Regions from separate parts of the Homo sapiens genome. Here region 1 is linked to region 2. A link is a contact called in ENCODE Hi-C or POLR2A ChIA-PET data. All regions are on one chromosome and are shown on one strand. Each heading gives the region's core, a stretch centred on a gene start or an enhancer-like site at or near the end of the contact. The rest is flanking DNA. Distances are from core to core; before and after follow the strand shown. Region 1 overlaps TIMD4 (T cell immunoglobulin and mucin domain containing 4). Region 2 holds the start of HAVCR2 (hepatitis A virus cellular receptor 2).

Region 1 (3,350 bases), core at 797-3,296, 170 kb before region 2:
GACGGAGTCTCACTTACACAGTGCTCAATGTCGCCCAGGCTGGAGTGTAGTGGCGTGATCTCGGCTTGCTACAACCTCCACCTCCCAGCCGCCTGCCTTGGCCTCCCAAAGTGCTGAGATTGCAGCCTCTGCCCGGCCGCCACCCCATCTAGGAAGTGAGGAGCGTCTCTGCCTGGCCGCCCATCGTCTGGGATGTGAGGAGCCCCTCTGCCCGGCCGCCCAGCCTGGGAAGTGAGGAGCGCCTCTTCCCGGCCGCCGCCCCGTCTAGGAAGTGAGGAGCATCTCTGCCTGGCCGCCCATCATCTGGGATGTAGGGAGTGCCTCTGCCCCGCCGCCCCGTCTGGGATGTGAGGAGCGCCTCTGCCCGGCCGCCCCGTCTGGGAGGTGAGGAGCATCTCTACCCGGCCACCACCCCATCTGGGAGGTGAGGAGCGCCTCTGCCCGGCTGCCCCGTATGAGAAGTGAGGAGCCCCTCCGCCCGGCAGCCGCCCCGTCTGGGAAGTGAGGAGAGTCTCCACCCGGCTGCCCCATCTGGGAGGTAGGGGGCACCCCCGCCCGGCAGCCGCCCCGTCTGGGAGGTGTACCCAACAGCTCATTGAGAAGGGGCCATGATGACGATGGCGGTTTTGTTGAACAGAAAAGGGGGAAATGTGGGGAAAAGAAAGAGAGATCAGATTGTTACTGTGTCTGTGTAGAAAGAAGTAGACATAGGAGACTCCATTTTGTTCTTTACTAAGAAAAATTCTTCTGCCTTGGGATGCTGTTAATCTATAACCTTACCCCCAAGCCCCTGCTCTCTGAAACATGTGCTGTGTCAACTCAGGGTTAAATGGATTAAGGGCGGTGCAAGATGTGCTTTGTTAAACAGATGCTTGAAGGCAGCATGCTCGTTAAGAGTCATCACCACTCCCTAATCTCAAGTACCCAGGGACACAAACACTGCGGAAGGCCGCAGGGTCCTCTGCCTAGGAAAACCAGAGACCTTTGTTCACATGTTTATCTGCTGACCTTCTCTCCACTATTGTCCTATGACCCTGCCAAATCCCCCTCTCCGAGAAACACCCAAGAATGATCAATAAATACTAAAAAAAATTAAAAAAATGAACAATTCCTCATGACTCTGAAATAAAATATAAATTCTTTAGTCGATCATACAAGCCCCTTAAGAACCTAGACCATTACCAGCTTCCTATCTCTATTTTTGGATTAAACCAGACTGTTAAATAATCACCAAAGACATCATGCTTGTATTACATTTCTCCGTCTTTGCTCATGCTGTTCTTCCATCCTGTTGGCTCTTCCCTCCTTAATAGCATTTTCTCCTTGAAGAACCAATTCAAAGGTCAATGAGTAAAATCAGCCCTGACCCTGGTCCTCATTTTCATTTTCACCTCTTCCATCTTTGGGCCCCAGTGTGCCTTTTCTTACCTCTATCTCAAAGCAGAGCTCACTAAAGGATGGTTTGTTATGCACAAGCCTGTCCATCCCACTAAAGTGTGATCCCTTTAAAGAAGAAGGCCATGACTTACTCATTTTTACATGTCCTATGCCACATAAAGTGCAACCAAATATATTACCTACTGTCATATATCTAAACCAAATGCCAGAGTTACAAGGTACAGATTTAAAATTCCATGTGCAACCACATATCCCTCTGAGCATGCCTTAACTCCATGGAAAGGCCAGCTTGTTTTGGACCTTGAAGCTTCAACTGGCTTTGCAAAATAAAAAGATACAGTAATAGAAAAAAATGTTTCTAAACTCATCCCTAACCCACTCCCCCATATTCTTGTCCCTGGGACCAAGAAATAACTACTGTTAAGTATCGCAAGGAAAGAAAAATGTTGTTATTGTCAGAGCAATCTTCATTTTTCCCAATTTGAATATTGACAGCAAAGTCCTCGTGTGTTTTTCAGTGCATTCAACTTGAATTTGTGCTACAGTTTTTGACTTCCTGCTGATTACAGGTATAATGATTCATTTGGGGCACAAGAAAAGTGAAACCTCATATGTAAATAAGGAACCTGCCTTCAAGAAAGCTCTGTTGAGAAACAGTGGCTGCCCATCTGGGAACAAAGACCAACTCTGCACGGGGTCAGGACCACTGGCCTCTTGCCTTAGCTCTCTTCCTAACTCACTACAAGCCTTCTCTCAATTCCCTGGCCTTCTCTGGGTCTCAATTTCCTATCTTCTTAGTTTCCCAGCATTCTACAGACAAGACTTCCCCCCTACATCCCCTGGAAGTTCATAGACACAAGTTTAAAATCCCTGAAATGCGGATGTGAGTCCCAGTTCTCCCTCTGTCTAGCTGTGTGACCTTGGATAAATCATTCTACATCTCTGAGCCCTATATCTGGCATCCAGAGAGTGGAGATTAGAATTTGCCACACTAAGTAGGGCTTCTTTGGTTGATATCTGCAGACCAGCCACCTAAAAATTGGAGGAGAGCATTGAACTAGAAGACATGTACACAGAGTTGCTTTGTAAAATAAATAACACAAACCTGGAAGCATTAGAATGGCAAACTGGACCACAGCTCTTTTTCAGCTGTAACTTGATTCTCAAGCCTAAATTATAGAGTGGAGCCTCAATAGATTGAGCAACATGAGAACAAAACAACTGAGAGGCAGTTGAAAATTAAAGATATTCACCCACAGGAATAAAACCAATAATTGAGAGTTCTACATAGCCATCTAAACAGAGGTCAGTGAAAAGCTTTCAGAATCTCAGATTTATTCTAATACTGAGAATTACTACTATGAGATTGTAAAAGCTTTTGTAACTTCTCTGGGTTTGTGATTTTGTCACTCCTCAGCTGTTTCCCTAGTGTGATTAGTAGTTTAAAAAAATCATAAAACTGGAAAGTATCTATATACTGATCAGGAACAGCCAGTTATTTGGGAGCTGGCAGAAGTGGCCTCTTGTTACCCTGCTGGACTGCCTGAAAATGAAGGTTTGTGATCTGGAATAGCAGCAGAGATGTAAAGAAAAGAAAAAAATAGAAGTTCTTCCTAATGACTATTATTTACAAGCCAGTAATTATGTACTAGGCATTTTTCTCATGCATTTTCTCACTTAACAGCCCTATACAATAAGTACTACCGTTATCCCCATTTTACATTTTGAGGAAACTGAGATTCAGAAAAGGATAGAACAAATAACTCACCTGAGATTCTACAAGAAAAACAAAAATCTCACAAAATGGCAGAGGTAGGATATAATCAGGAGCCTTTGCACTCCCTGACTCAACTCTTTCAACTCCCACCTAATGCCACCCAACAGGCTATGAGAAGAAAGGACTAGAAAGAAAGGATAGGGATTTGGGATGTTATAGAGGCAGTGAACATGAG
Region 2 (3,467 bases), core at 545-3,044:
AAGTGGCTGGTCTCAGAACCTCACTTTCAGAAACACTGCCCTAGGAGAGAATTGTGGCCCAATTCTGTGAACACGGGAGAACAGGGCTGATGGAAACAGACAATCAGAAAATTAGTCATGGTCAGCCAGGAAACGGCCCGCCCATCTGGGCTACTTGCTTGTTCATCAACAAAGGGAGGCTCTCCTAACATACTTCTCTTTTTAAGCAGCAAGTGCACAGTAAATACAAACCCTTGGTTAAATAAGGATCTTGTGTATTTGAAACTACTCATGGAGTTGTTTTAAGGTTTAAAGTTGTGAAAAGAAATTAAATTTTGGGACCCCAAACTCATTCAGTCAAAGGGAAAAGTCAAGCTGGGAACTGGGTCACAGAAACCTGCCTCCTCTTTTTGATTCCTGAATAAGATGGCTACAGGATGAAAGGCTGCATACCTCCCCCATATTTTGCCCACAAGGAAATTCCTGGTCAGCTGTGCAATGCAGATTGATAGCTCATCTTTACCGGTGCGGTCACCCTGGCCAGACACAAATGCGTTATCTGATTGTTTCCCTACCCCATTTTGTCTGTGTTATCTAATGTAAAATGCAGATTCCCCATATTTTTCCTCTGCCCCCCCCCCTTTTTTATGTGAAAACTGAGTGCTTCTCAATATCCCACCTTGTCCCCTTTAAATCTGGAGCCCTCAAAATCATCTTCTGAGAAAGTCATAGACCTGTCTCTCAGGTGCCTCCTTAACTTTGGCAAACAAATCTCCTAAAATGATTGAGACTTGTCTCCTCATTTTCCTCAAATGACAAAGTTAATTCCATTAAAAAAAAACTATATATATTTTATATATGATAAAACATTCATTATATATTTTCTTTTGATTTTTTATGTCCCCTTTGTTTTCATATGACTCAACTACAGTAAAAACATTCAAACACTATCAAAGGTGTATGAAAAAGTGGCCGGGCACACGGTGGGTCACGCCTGTAATCCCAGCACTTTGGGAGGCTGAGATGGGCAGATTACTTGAGGCCATGAGTTTGAGACCAGCCTGACCAACATGGTAAAACCCTGTCTCTACTAAAAATTAAAAACATTAGCTGGGTGTGGTGGTGCACGCCTGTGATCCCAGCTACTCCGGTGCCTAAGGCAGGAGAATCACTTGAACCTGGGAGGCGGAGATTGCAGTGAGCCAAAATGGTGCCACCACTGCACTCCAGCCTGGGCAATAGAGTGAGACTCCATCTCAATTGAAAAAAAGAAAAAGAAAGAAAAGAAAAAGAAAAAAAGGAAAGAAAAGAAAAGAAAAATATGCCTTACTCTCCCAACTCTTTACCATTCCCTGGTTCCTTTTCCTAGAGCTTATACATTAAGAAATGTCCACATATTCCTGCTCCCCGACAATGCACACACACAAATAGAAGCCTAATATATGCATTATTCTGCAACTTTTTTTCTTTAATAACATTATAATTTTGAGACATTCTATACCAGTATGTTTTGTCAGACTCACTGTTTGTATCATGATTATATCACATTTATTTACCCACTCCCTCATCGACGGACATTTAGGTTGCTTCCAAGCTTTTGCTATTACAAACAACATTACAATGGCCATCCTTGTATCTCTCCCTTGTCCTCTGTACAGCACCATTATGTCATTGTAAATATCCATGCCGAGACTTACTTGTAAGTAGTAGCAGCAGCAGCAGCAGGACACAGTCAAAGGGAAGATGTGAAAACATGGAGCTTGCAGAAGAAAAGTCAGAGGACACCTCTGTTAGGCACAGTTTTAACTCTCCAAATGGACTGGGTACTTCTTCCAACTGTCTACTCCACAATCACATGAGCAGTAGCCGCCCCCACTGAGTGCTAGCTCAGCACACCCGGGTGTCTGATTGCCAGTGATTCTTATAGTAACACTGCCAGGTCTACAGTCACATTAAAGGAAACCAAAGTTCTCTGTCATGCCACACTACACACATCCTGTAAGTGTTCTGATGTCTGTCCTGTGATATCAACAAAGAGGAAGCAATACTTCAGTGGAAGAAAACGCTACTCAGTCATGGCACATAAAGAGAACCCTCTAATAATGTCTCAGATGAGATACACCTGAAATGGAGCATGTCCGAGTCCATCTGACTAGCGGGGAACACAAAGTACAGATGCATCATCCATGGATTCATTCACTCAAATCAGTCCCTTCATCAGGCCTGTGACCAAAGTTTATGAAGCCCCTACTTTGCACCAGGCACTGGACTAGGAAGTGGAACACAACAGTGAATGGCATGTTCCTTATCCTCACATTTACAGACCATAGCAACTCCCAGCATAAGCCTCACTCTCATCCTTCTTCTAACACAGATTAGGTTGTATCCTATAACCTTGCTGAGTCTCAGTTTCCTCATTTATATAATTTATAAAATGAGAAAATTGTATTAGATAATACATGCATGGCTCTCTGTTCTAATATTCTGACTTTGACCTTCAAACTTCCAACTCTTCAATTTAGAAAAAACATGTTCCTTTTGGCAACAGTTCCTTTCCTCTACTCTGAGTAGAATTAAGGGGATCTTGGTATCCTGTTTCATCTCATGCATACAAGGTGCCCCCTCTCCCCTACCCCAAGAGGCTTTGGCCATGAATGATCAGAAAGTGTTGAGTTCCAGCCACACTCCCATAACTGAGGTAACAGCTTAGACTCACGTAGCCTCAGCTCTGGGAGTGTGACCTTTATCTGGACACCTTAAAAGCAAAAGCTTTTTTTTATAAAAGGGAAGTGAGCTCACAGGCTGAGTGGTTTCTGAAAAGCCAGTGGCCTTCCTCTATGTCTTGCCTTCCTGAGTTTCTTTGTCATTCACATTTATGCCATTAAATGCATTGGGTATAAATACCAAATTTGTTCAATATAAACAAATGGCATTTAATATAAATATGCAACTTGTTCAATGTGTGTACTTCCCATAGCATTGCAGAGTGGCAGTTACTCAAGAGATCATAATCAATTTCTCATTTTATTTTATTTTATTTTTATTTATTTATTTATTTTTTTGAGATGGAGTTTCGCTCTTTTTGTCCAGGCTGGAGTGCAATGGCATGATCTCGGCTCACTGCAACCTCTGCCTCCCGGGTTCAAGTGATTCTCCTGCCTCAGCCTCCTGAGTAGCTGGGATTACAGGCATGTGCCACCACCCCGGATAATTTTGTATTTTTAGTAGAGACGGGGTTTCTCCATGTTGGTCAGGCTGTTCTTGAACTCCCGACCTCAGGCGATCCACCCGCCTCGGCCTCCCAAAGTGCTGGGTTTACAGGCATAGCCACCGCGCCCGGCCAATTTCTCATTTTATAGACAAGGAATCTGAGACTTCAGAAAATTGATTTGCCGAAAGGCACATGATTGGTGATTTAGAATGAGAGCATAAGCCCCCTAAGTGACAGATTTTTTCCACTATAAATTATGTTTTATTAATTTAATGTT

The links. A loop is a pair of places that touch in the nucleus more often than their neighbours do. ChIA-PET counts read pairs that join two places held with the same protein, here RNA polymerase II (POLR2A). Pooled maps may share reads with other maps.
Region 1: a map with no recorded cell type shows a loop between it and region 2 (4-fold over the local background). The contact joins the enhancer-like site here to the promoter of HAVCR2 in region 2. A Hi-C loop is called at or near these places in 2 of 37 single-sample maps with no recorded cell type and 8 of 50 pooled maps. POLR2A ChIA-PET finds 5 or more read pairs at or near these places in 11 of 52 experiments (GM12878, OCI-LY7, Panc1 and 8 more).

Annotation. Positions count from the first base shown.
Region 1 is chr5:156,940,235-156,943,584 of GRCh38, forward strand. The region is part of intron 5 of TIMD4 (T cell immunoglobulin and mucin domain containing 4); the gene reads right to left. Among named protein-coding and RNA genes, the nearest start is that of TIMD4, 21 kb to the right of the region's middle. Within about 2 kb of position 2,047, at least 2 of the 41 ENCODE cell types and tissues checked have a DNase peak (open chromatin) inside an H3K27ac peak, as active enhancers do; they include GM12878 and OCI-LY7, where a contact is called at or near this core.
Region 2 is chr5:157,107,250-157,110,716 of GRCh38, forward strand. HAVCR2 (hepatitis A virus cellular receptor 2) reads right to left here and starts at 1,795. Exons shown (of 7, transcript NM_032782.5): 1 at 1,677-1,795. The coding sequence starts at 1,734. RefSeq lists an enhancer at 1,582-1,731.